3 separate regions of the Homo sapiens genome follow, and regions 1 and 2 are each linked to region 3. Evidence: chromatin contacts called from ENCODE Hi-C or POLR2A ChIA-PET data. All regions are on one chromosome and are shown on one strand. Each heading gives the region's core, a stretch centred on a gene start or an enhancer-like site at or near the end of the contact. The rest is flanking DNA. Distances are from core to core; before and after follow the strand shown.

What was found. Hi-C counts contacts between places; a loop is a spot of excess contacts on that map. ChIA-PET counts read pairs that join two places held with the same protein, here RNA polymerase II (POLR2A). Pooled maps may share reads with other maps.
Region 1: a loop to region 3 is called in a pooled map, with 7 times the contacts of the local background. The contact joins two enhancer-like sites. A Hi-C loop is called at or near these places in 2 of 168 maps with a recorded cell type or tissue (CD8-positive, alpha-beta T cell and mammary epithelial cell), 5 of 37 single-sample maps with no recorded cell type and 7 of 50 pooled maps. POLR2A ChIA-PET finds 5 or more read pairs at or near these places in 3 of 52 experiments (B cell, Panc1 and SK-N-SH).
Region 2: a pooled map shows a loop between it and region 3 (2.3-fold over the local background). The contact joins two enhancer-like sites. A Hi-C loop is called at or near these places in 3 of 37 single-sample maps with no recorded cell type and 7 of 50 pooled maps. POLR2A ChIA-PET finds 5 or more read pairs at or near these places in 2 of 52 experiments (OCI-LY7 and SK-N-SH).

Annotation. Positions count from the first base shown.
Region 1 is chr15:70,262,968-70,266,771 of GRCh38, reverse strand. No RefSeq gene overlaps it. Among named protein-coding and RNA genes, the nearest start is that of TLE3, 170 kb to the right of the region's middle. RefSeq lists an enhancer at 1-124. Within about 2 kb of position 2,396, at least 6 of the 41 ENCODE cell types and tissues checked have a DNase peak (open chromatin) inside an H3K27ac peak, as active enhancers do.
Region 2 is chr15:70,244,741-70,248,402 of GRCh38, reverse strand. No RefSeq gene overlaps it. Among named protein-coding and RNA genes, the nearest start is that of TLE3, 150 kb to the right of the region's middle. RefSeq lists an enhancer at 2,404-2,453. Within about 2 kb of position 2,307, at least 3 of the 41 ENCODE cell types and tissues checked have a DNase peak (open chromatin) inside an H3K27ac peak, as active enhancers do.
Region 3 is chr15:70,433,342-70,436,806 of GRCh38, reverse strand. No RefSeq gene overlaps it. Among named protein-coding and RNA genes, the nearest start is that of LINC02205, 71 kb to the left of the region's middle. RefSeq lists an enhancer at 285-334 and a silencer at 1,145-1,348. Within about 2 kb of position 1,271, at least 4 of the 41 ENCODE cell types and tissues checked have a DNase peak (open chromatin) inside an H3K27ac peak, as active enhancers do.

The sequences.
Region 1 (3,804 bases), core at 1,147-3,646, 170 kb after region 3:
CTTGTGTAGATGCCCCCAGGTGAGAGGTTTGGCTGTGAAAGAAAAGCGGGGGTGGGACCACAGCGGGAAGGGGTCAGGAAGCCAAGAAAGGGATGCTTTCCAGAAGAGGCTGAACTTGTGGCAACACTGTTGGCCAGGAGCCACGAGAGAGGGAGGGAGCTTGGGGATGCAGCAGATAGGGGCTGATGGAAGGAGCGGTCTCTGAGGGTTAGGGAAACTGCTGCGGTGGAGACAGGGAGGAGGGCGGAAGGCGGGCGTGGGCGCAGCCGTCAGTCCACAGGTTGGGTGGCAGGACCCGAGGGCCTCTGGAGTCGTGCTGTGGAGGGTGCTGAGTCTGGGCGGCTGGGCCTGTGTGGAAGGTCATGGTGGGCCTCCAGCTATACCACTGTTGCCTTCTGCCTTTCTCAATTCACCCCTCACTCTCCTCTCCTTCTCCTGCCCCCGCCTCACATCCTGGAGAGGACAAGAAGATGTAAGGGCCTTCACCTGGTGCCCCTTGGCCTCACGGTGCTGGTGACACTGGCAGAGATGGAGAGGGGAAGCAAGGAAGCCCTGAGAAGGCTGCTGCCTGGGAGGAAGACGCCAGAGCTGCAGTGTTAACCTTGTGGGGGAGCAGGGGGTGGTGGGGGGATGAGAGCCGGTGAGGGAGTCAGGAAGCTGACGGTGTGGGGAGTAAGGAGAGTGCCTGGGTTCACTGCGCATAGGCTTGGGCAGGCTGGAGGAAGGAGCTGTGGAGAAAAGCCACAGAAAATAATTTCTCCACAGGTCCGTGGGCCCCGTGGTCCAAGGTAGAGCCAGTTTCCTCTGCAGGGAGTTTTCAGCGAGCGAGAAGAGAGGAGGAATATAGAAGACAGACTGGCCTTTCATCTGGGCTTGACATCTGCCATGCAAATTGTCACAGAATGATGATGTGGCTGAACCGGTGGCCAGATGGTCATCGTCCTCAGTGGCTGGTCATGGAGCACCCAGAGAATTGCCAGAGGGTGTCACTGCATCCCCCAGCAGGTGGAGCAACCCTCCTCCTGCCCATCTTCCTTCTCCATTCTCCAGAATGAGGCCTCTCTCCTCCAACAGGTGACAGTCACTAAGGCACGAGCCCTAGTGGGACAAAAGCATCCCCATGTGCAGGGGGCAGGGCTGGGCCTCGGGGTCAGCCAACTGGAGTCTGGCTTGGCGCTGCCCTCTGGCTTTAGCTGTTTCTGTATCCACCTCCCGTGGTGCGCTTCTTAGCCCCCTAGGTGCTGGGTCCCCAAGCCCCCTGCTCCCTCCAGGAAAGGGCTGCTGTGGTCCCCATGGGCAATTCAGTTCCTGTCTGTCTTCTTCCTTTCATAATATACACTGGGGAGAGGGGGCTGAGGTCGGGGGTGAGGACAAAGGTGGGGAGACTCATTTAGTTTTCATGAAAGTTCTACTCTCTTGGAACACTTTTGGGGGCTTGGCTGGCCTCCAGGAAGACAGAGGCAGGCAGGCCTGTTGGAGAAGGTTGTCCAGTGTGTGCACTGCTCAAAGGCACCTGGTGGGGGCTGGGTCAAGTGGGACCTGAAACCCACCCTAGGCCCACTGGTCAAGCCCTGGTATGGGCTGTGTCTGCCCAGAGGAGGAGCCTTTTCTAATTCACACGAAGGCGTTGTATAGGCTGGCTGACTCCTCCAAAGGTTGGAGCGTGTGCCTGGGAAGCTCCACACACCTATCCTCAGCCAGGTGGGTCAAGGGGACCTCCAGGTCAAAGGCCTGTAACAAGAACCTTCTGGCAACCTGCATATGCAGCTCAAGTGGCCAGAGGAGGGCTGGGAATTGGAGGATTTCCAACCTATAGGTCCCTTGGAGAGGTCAGGGTGGAGCGTGGGGTGGAGTGAGGGTGGGGCAGGAGCCGGCGTTGGGGAGGACCTAGGAGTGTAGGTTCGTGGCCAGGATAGGAGGAGTGAACAGAACAGAGATGACAGCACTGGCTGGGGAGTGCTGGGCCTGGCTCCTGCACTCCTGGGACACTCCTGGGAGACTCTTGGCAAGTTGCTTTTCCTCCCTGTGCCTCAGTTTCTTCATCTGACAAATCTAGAGGGAGGGAATAGACCAGGGCAATGACATGCATTTAGTCACAGGAGACAGAGTTGGGTCTGCAACTTTGACATGTCCTGGGGTCTGGGCTTGGATTTCAGTCGCCCTCCCTCCCGCCTACCCACCATCTCTCTCTTTCCTGAAAGGAAGGGAAACAAACCAGAAAGGGATCTGCCTCCTTTGCGGCGGGGTTTCGGGTGGGGGCGGTGGGGGGGTTCCGTTTCCATCAGCCCCTGGAGGAGCAAGAGGAACAGGAAAATTACAGTATCAGCATGGAAACTACAATTGGAGGCGTCTGATTCACCAGGGAGGGTGACTCGTTCCTCTTTTTTTATTTTTAGTCGCTATTATGTCGGCAAGGAGGCCTGTGCTCATTAACCTGTATTGCCAGAGCAGAGACTGCGAAACCGCTGGTGAATAAACCTGCCCCAGCTGCCCCCTCTGCTCCCATCAGTTATTTATAGCCTGCCTTCCCTCTGGTGAATTAATTAACTTGTACTTGAGGCCTTGGACAGTATTGTGTTTAGTTGGATGTCTGTGTGGAGGCCAGTGCTGGAAGCGGGTAGCAGGAGTGGAGTAGGCTGGAAGGCGGGGCTGCTGGCTGCCCCCAGCCCTGCAGTCAATCTTCCTCACTCCAGCTCTGAGCTCCCCCGCAAGCCACTCCCATGCATGGCAGAGGAGGATTGAGGGGTCACTTGTACCGCAGCTTCACTGCTTAGAGCCTTGGAGCTTTGGGATTTTAAAAGCCAGTTTGACAACGTACTAGGACAAAAAAAAAAAAAAAAAGTACATCCTTTCCTCTCAGCAGGAAAGCAAGGGCCCAAGAGGTAAAGCTCCAAAAATCTCTGGGCCAGAGCAACGCAGGCTGAAAGCTGTATCCCACAGGCAGGGGTTCCCTGGAGGGCTGGGAGGAGAGATGAGGCTGGAGGACGTTTCCAGAAAAGGCAGGGAGAAGCGGGGTGCATCAGCATGGACTTCAAGTCTGTGAGAAATGCCCAGGACCTCAAACCCAGCCTCCTCAAGTGAGAGGCAGCATCTTGTTCAACCATTCATTAATTAATTGGTTCATTTCTTCATTCAATAGCATTTGTAAACTCCCCAGTGTGTAGATGAATGCTGAGCTAGATTGTCCCTGCACTTGTCGCAAACCTTCTTTGTCTGCTTGTACACACCCCTCTACACTCCCTGTCTAGTAGGGAGCCAGTGTCTAGCCAGTGAGGATAACGTCCACTGATTGGTCGCCTCTGTATTGCCAGAAGCACCTAGCCCAATGCTGGGCACATGGTAGGATTCAGTTATCGTTTGGGGACTTCCTTGTCTCAGGTTTCCTAAGGAGACAAGGACTATAAGCAATGCCAGCCACCACCTCCCCCAACTCCCCATCAGCATCCCCAAGGCTGCCCTAAACACACACAGTCCATATAGAAATGGAGTCCTGGCCTTGTCAATGCAACATCGATGCCAGTCCCCTAGGAGCCCCCATCTCCTACCCCCAGATGGCCTCTCCTGTATCCCAGAGCCCTCTCCCCTATCCAAGCTAGATCCCAGGTTCTGACCTCCAGTGCAGGCTTCTGGACAAGGGCACCCCTGGGGGTCATCTCTTGTCACTGCTCACAAGCCCCACCCAAGCCCAAGGCCCCAGACACCCACTGTCCAGGCTCACAACCACTTGCTCCCAAAGCAGGCAGCTGGCCAGGCGCTGGTCATGTGGAGGGGCTACTCTTGGAGTCACATGTCTCCTGACAGAAG
Region 2 (3,662 bases), core at 1,058-3,557, 190 kb after region 3:
CTTCAAACCTTCCCCAGCTCCCCCGCCTCATGCTGCAGGCTGCAGAGGCCAAGGCCACCATGTGACACTGCAGCCCCTCCTCGGGACCCCCTGGTGTGGCTTTTGTGGTCTGCCTTTCAGCAGCAACGCAGCCAGCTACATGCAGCCCACCAGAGGCCACCCCGCAGTGACCCCGTGTGAAGTGGCCTCGGCACAGAGAGGGCCTATGCAAATGAGAACGGAAAAAGTGATGTGGGTACCTGGTGGAAAAGTTTCCTTTCCCAGGCCCCCAGTGTTGGGGGTGGGCAGTGGGAGGTGGGCTGAGGCTCAAGGTTATGTCGAGCATGGCTGGGTTCAGCCCCTCTCGCCTCTCACAGAGAGAAAAGCAAGGATTTGTCTTCAGGGCCCAAATCCCAGATCTGGGCTTTCCTCCCTCAAACCAGGTGCCCTGGGCAAGTGACTTCTCCCTGAGCCCCAGTTTCCTCACCTGTAAACAGAGGAGGGTGAAAGGCCTGGCTCTCAACAGGTCCTCCTTGTGCATTTCACTGACTTCTTCACTATAACCCAGGAGACCTGACATTTACACAGAGGGGCAGGAACACGAATACTGGCAGGCCCAGGGGTGTGACATGGGACACAGCACAGGCCTGCACACAGGACTGTGGGCATGAGGCAACCTGGTATGGAGACTAAACCCAACCTAGCCTCATTCCTCTGACTTCTAAAACCCTGTGTGGCGAGCAGACCCGAGGCTGCTGGTGGAAACCCCTGCTTTCCTCCTTGTGAGGTTCCGGGGAAAATCTGACAGGCTTTAATAAGGAGGAAGCCCTGAACGGACAAGACAGCGTCCTCTCCTCTACTCACCTCCCCCATCTGGCTGGCATAGAGAAATGAGTTGGTTGGGGACCCCAAGTACGGGTGCTAGCAATGGCACTCACCTGGGGCTTCCTCACCTCCCTGCCCAGGGCCTTCCCCTGCTCTTCTTGGTGTCTCCACCTCCTGGCTGACTTCACCTCTGTCTCCTCTCCACTCTGAGCCAGGCTGCCTGATTTCAAATGCCAGCTCCTTCTTTTCTAGCTGGGTGACGTCAAGCTATAAACCTCTCTGTGCCTCAGCTTCCTGATCTATGAAATGGGGCATTTCTCCCCATCATTTGGCTGAGAAGAGAAAATCAGCTAACCTCTGTAAAGCACCCAGAAGGTACTTGAACGAGACCTGATGGTGAGGCAAGTTGGTTATTTTTATTCAGATGGGCCTCCCAGAGGGAAGCCTAGCTCCTTAGCACCTTTCTCCCTCCCAGAGACCTCTGCAGATGAAGGCTGGTCTCAGTGAAGAGCAAGCAAGGATTGGCTCTGAGTCAAAATAAAGAGGAAGGACGTGGGTGAGGACGTGAATTTTATGATCCCTGAGCAATGTCACCCTGGTGCCCAGGAACTAACCCCCTCACCTGCTTCCCCAGTAGGTCTGACTGCTCCAGGCCCCTGCTGCAACTACTTGGGCAAAAGCTTGGCCCTCTGGAAGCTTGCATTCCCTAGGAAGCGGGCACATTAGAGGTTCAGGAGGAGGGAGCTCAGAGCAGTCAACCACATGAAGTTACCTTTCATCCAGGGCCTTTGTGGCCAGCAAGTCAAAAACAAAATATTATTGTTCCCACTTTGCAGATGAGAAAACTGAGGCCCAGAGTAGCGATGTGACTCACCTAAGGTCATGCGGCTGAGGAGCTGGCTCGGGAGTACACATCTGCCCAGGCACCTGCACCACACCTAACAGGCAGAACGCAATGGGCTCAGTTGCCTCATCTGCAAAATAGACTCTCAGCATCCATCCTGCACCTGGCAAAGGAGGCGGAGAAGGGCAAGGATTCCACCCCCAAGCCGGCCACGCCGCCCGCCGTCCTGCTCCAACACCCACAGAAAGACAGGAAATGGCTCGCCCAGGATTCTCACTTGGCCTTCCCTTCTAGCATCCACTTTAAGATTGGCAGGGGCTGCTCTGAGCAAAGCCACCGCAGCTGTGACCCCTTGAGGTCAGTGTTCGTGGCAGGGGCTGCAGGGTTGTGATGGGCCAGACATTGAGGATAGCACTTGAGAGGGCTGGGGACCCTCTGCTTTGGCATTCTAAAGGTCTGAGTCCCTCCTAGGACAGGCCAGAGACAGCATCTAAAGATACCCAGAGATAGGGACGCAGCAGGCCCAGTGGGCTGCTAGAATCCCAGCAGCCAGGAGAGTGATGTGTCCCAGCAGAGGAGGCCACTGGAACAGAGCAAAAACCACAGGAACCGAAACTTCCCGGGTGCCCATGAGTCACCACCCTGTGAGGGCTGGGCCCTGGGGCTGGGTGGGAACTTTCCCAGGCCTTGACCCTCAGCTCAAGGGCATGTCCCTTGACCCCATGACAACACAAAGAGAGGGCTGCAGCCTGGGGTTCACACCCTGGTATGTCTCTGTCTTACTCTCAGTATCTCTGCCAAGAGATCATTTGATTCATTAATTAGTGTAAGTATGTATATCTTTAGAATAGGAAATACAGGCATATTGCAAAAAAAAAAAAAAAGTGAAAATCAAGCCTCCTCCCCTCCCCTGTTCTTCACTATCAAGTTCCTCTGCCCCCAAGTCTCCTCCTTGGAGGCCTCCACTCCTACCAGTTTCTTTAAAGCCATATATGTTTGTATATGCATTTAGAAACCCAAATGCAAACATGTGTGTGTTCATTCTTTTCCTCTTTTTACACAAATGGTAGCATGTCAATATACCTTGGAACCCTCTCCTTATAGAAACATACAGGGTCCATTCTCCTTTCTTCAGTGGTTTAAATCAATACTAATATGTATTTCGTATAATTCTGTGGGTTGAAGAGGCACAGTTGGGAGGTCCTCCATTCCATGTGACGTAGCTAATGTCATCTGTATGTTGGTTCTGCTTAACAGTTGTGTAGAGTCCCATTGTACGGACATCATTGTTTATTTAATCAGTCCCCTATTGATTAACATTTGGAGATTGACAATCTTTTGCTTTGATAAATAATGCCACAGTGAATGAGGAGCACACACGTCCCCTGTGTATCCGCATGATGAAATCCTAGGGTTGGCTGTGCCGGTCAGAGGGAAGAGCAGGTGTGGTTTGGCAGGGGCTCCCAGTGGCTCTCCCAGACACGCTGATTCCTCTTCCTGCCAGCCCCACACTCTGGCACCTGTCCTTGCACCCTCAGCAGCAGAGTGTGCCATACTTTTGATCTTTTTGATATAATGGTTCAAAAAGGGTCTTTTTTTTTTTTTTTTGAGACAGGGTTTCTCTCCCATTGCCCCGGCTGGAGTGCAATGGCACGACCTCAGCTCACTGCAATCTTTGCCTCCCAGGCTCACATGATTCTCCTGCCTCAGTGTCTGGAGTAGCTGGGACTACAGGCACATGCCACTGCACGCAGCTAATTTTTGTATTTTTAATAGAGATCTGCCTGCCTTGGCCTCCCAAAGTGCTGGGGTTACAGGCGTGAGCCACCACACTCGGCCTAAAAGAGGGTCTTTTATTGAAGTTTTAATTTGCATTTCTTTTATGAGTAAGGCTGAGTAACTTTTCATCTATTTAAGAGCCACTTATATATTCTTTTGAAACGGTCTTCCTATATTTTGCCCATTTTTTAAATTGAGTTATTGGTTTGTTCTTGTTGCTGGGTAGGAGATCTTT
Region 3 (3,465 bases), core at 22-2,521:
GTCTGAGGCAGCCGACAGACTGAGGGTAGCAGAGCAGGAAGATGGAGATAATCTGAGTTTTGGTGATGTAAGGTAGCTGCTGGCCTTCACATACAGACCACCATGTGATAACTCTGGTTGTCACATGTATGCTTTTCCTGCCTACCTAGACTCTAAATTCTCAAGACTCAAAACTGAGTAATAATGAAGCCAGTCTGTGGGATGTAAGGGCAAGAGCGTGGGCTTTGGAGTTGAACAAAGCTGCCTTTGCATTACAGCTCTGTGAGGGGGAGTTACCTAATCCCTTGATGCCTCATTTTTTTAAATCTCTGAAATGGCAATAATAAACCCGCTTCCAGAGAGGTGGTAAGCATTGCATTAGATTGCATATGTAAGGTTTCTACCACAATGCCTAGGACAGGAGGGACTCAGAAAATGATATATACATGATTATATATGAATGAATCTGAGAAAATATGAAGTATGCCACTGAGTGAAAACACAACATGGTACTTTTATTTCTTCAGTCTTTTTAGCACAAACTAGACAGACTATGAGAAGCAGAGTTCTATCTCTGAAACTTATGGGCAGATTAATTTGGGGCAAGTTCTTTTACTTCTCTAAGTTTCAGTTTCTTCAGCTGTTAAACTGAGACAAGAATATTTGAAGATTAAATAAGGCCATGCCCAAAGCACTTGCAACATGGTAGGCTCTCAATAGACACTAGTTTCCTTCTTCATGCTCTGCCCCTCCACAACACACAAGACACAGACGTGTGTTCCATAAACACGTGCTCTCTCTCTCTCACACACACACATACCTAGAACACACCCACACAAATGGACATGCACAGACACATGGACCCACACATGTGCAGACACACAGATACACAACTTTCTCAGCCCCAGAATCTTCCAGGAGGTTTTAGAAGTAGCTGTTGCTGTGTCTGTCTGCAAGACCTGTTTACAAGGCAATTATGAACTCTTTTCGCCAAATGTAGGATCTTCAAACAATGAGCACTGTTGCTTAAAGGAAGACTATTCCTGGGGGAAAATACTTTAAATGTAATTATGTCTTAGCTGCACATCTAGTAAATAACTAGACATGCACTGCTTTGAATATAAAATGTCACATTTTTGCAGATGGGACAGACAAATTTTGGCAGTCAGAGGAAGTCAGGAGAGAGAAATGAAAGAAGAAACCACATACTTCCTTTTTATTTACCTGATGTAACTGGGCCTGGCCCCGGGGGCATGGGGCTGGGAGGGCCCTGAGGGCTGGCTTTGGCTGAGACAGGTGCAGGGAAGGTGAGAAGCAGGCTGAGGAGCACAGAGAGGGAGTCTGTGTCTTGATTTCCTTTCTTGTTTACTTCTTTTGTGTCCTTTCCCACCCTCGTCACCCTGGCCTCAGTCTTCATTGAGTCTTCCCTGGGCCGCATCCTCACTAGTTTCCCCAATTGCATTCTTTCCTCCTCTGACCTGTTCTGTGTAACATCACTAATCATTTGTTCCCTGAAATAGCACTTTCCTCTTGCCACTCTTGCTCAGAAACCTCCCTATTTCTCCCTTTCGCGTCTTTGCTTCCTTGGCTTCTCAGTGGAATGAAACAGTCTTTTCACCAGGACTCCCCAGCACGCAGCTGGGCAGTGCAATTTCCATGGTCTCCAGAGCAGTCTGGTCCTAGAAACCATGAAGTCCAGCCTTAAGCCACAGAGCTACAGTCATGTGTCTTTCAAAGCCCAGAAGACCTTGTTCATTGCATGACCTGGACAACTCTCCTGACCTACCTTGTACTCCTCTTCCCAACCTGTCTCTTCTCTACTGATTTTTCTTTCTGTTTCACCTACCTTGGCTACTGGGGCTGGTTCCTTTCCCCTATTTACCCAACTTTGACCTTTGGCTTTCCTCCTAGCAGGAGGTTTGGATTTTCCCTCTGGCCAGGCTTTCATTCCTTTATCTACTAAGTACTTATACAGGACTTACTGGTGCCAGGCTACATTTATGGAGGCACAAAGAGTGTCTCCTATCTGGAAGAAGAGGCCATTAGACAATTCACTGTGTGTGTGTGTGTGTGTGTGTGTGTGTGTGTGTGTGTGCGCGCGCGCGCGCGCGGGTGGAGCGGGGGGGTGGTTGGGGGTAGGAAGATGCACAGAGGAATAAATTGTTGTCCTTGAACTCTGGCAACTAACCAGAGGTCAGCCAATAGTATTTTATCCTTAATTGATTTATCAGATTAAGCTTTAATGGAGCAGGGAGGAAGTAGGAGCAAGCCAGGAAGCCATTACAATGGAAGAGATTGTGCTCAAGAATTCCATTTGATCTTCAAACAACCCCAAGAAGGAGGGGTTTTCCCCATTGTCCACCCAGGGAAGCAGGCTCAGAGAGGCCAGCTGACTTTCCTAAGGTCACCCAGCTGGCAGTAGAGGGTCCTGGCAGCCTGATGGCATTGTTGGGTGCACTCCTGAGGCCACGCTGATCCCAGGGCAGGGAAGAATGCCAGGCACCCCTGGTCAATGTCGCTTCCTGATCAGCCTTCTAAGGATCGTCCGGGTCTGCAAGTCCCTTCCACGGGTTGACTAAAGCTGCCTCTTTGCTCTGGAAACCCTCTACCTTCCCTCACTGGCTCATCTTCCTGGCTTCTCTTTGCCTTGGCCCTGGGGGCGGAAGGGGAACAGCTGAGTTGTCATCTAAGCTTGCATCTTCCAGGGCAGCAGAGGAAAAGGACATTGATTTATGATCAAAAAGGCGAAGGAGGATGCCGTGGGGAGGACGCTGGTCGGCAGGGGTGGGTGGGCGATAAGAGAGAACTAGAAAGAATAAAAAGAATCCCTAAGCCTTAAAAACAGAGCTTGCCCTCTGATTCCTGGGTAGGCGTGGGTTGAAAATCTTTCATGTAAAACTGAAATGGAATCACGAATGAGGAGAAATCATCTTGGGGCTTGGGTGTGCCTTACAGGACTGAATTAAATTTAAAATGTATTGATTTCCCCTGCTGATTAACAGGCCTGGCACGCGAGAAGGGCGGCAGCCCAATAAGCAGCTGGCACCGCTGTCCCAGTCCACCAGCGTCCCCTGCTGCATCCCATGTCACCTTGAGTCCTGGCAATTTTCTAATTAGCCCAATGGGTTATGATTTGAAGCCGGAAGAGCCAATTAGCAGGAGTCTCCTTTGACCTCCAGTTTGGGGTGATAGGAGACGAGGTAATGACTTCAGACAGAGGGAGGGAAAAAACAAAACTAAAAATAAAAATAGAAAATATCAAGAGCAAAGACCGAAATCTTTTTGGTTTCCTGATTAATAACCCTGTCATGCCGATCACAAGCTCTAAACAGCAATGCTGGTTGCAGCTGAATTTTTTATACTTTCTATTAATCTTTAATGATAGCTTGGTCACCTAGTCTCTTTTATCTTGTCAGATAAATGTATGGTTAACAGGATAATGAGATTTCTAAAGCCCCATTCCAGCTCCCAGCTATCGAGTGCAGG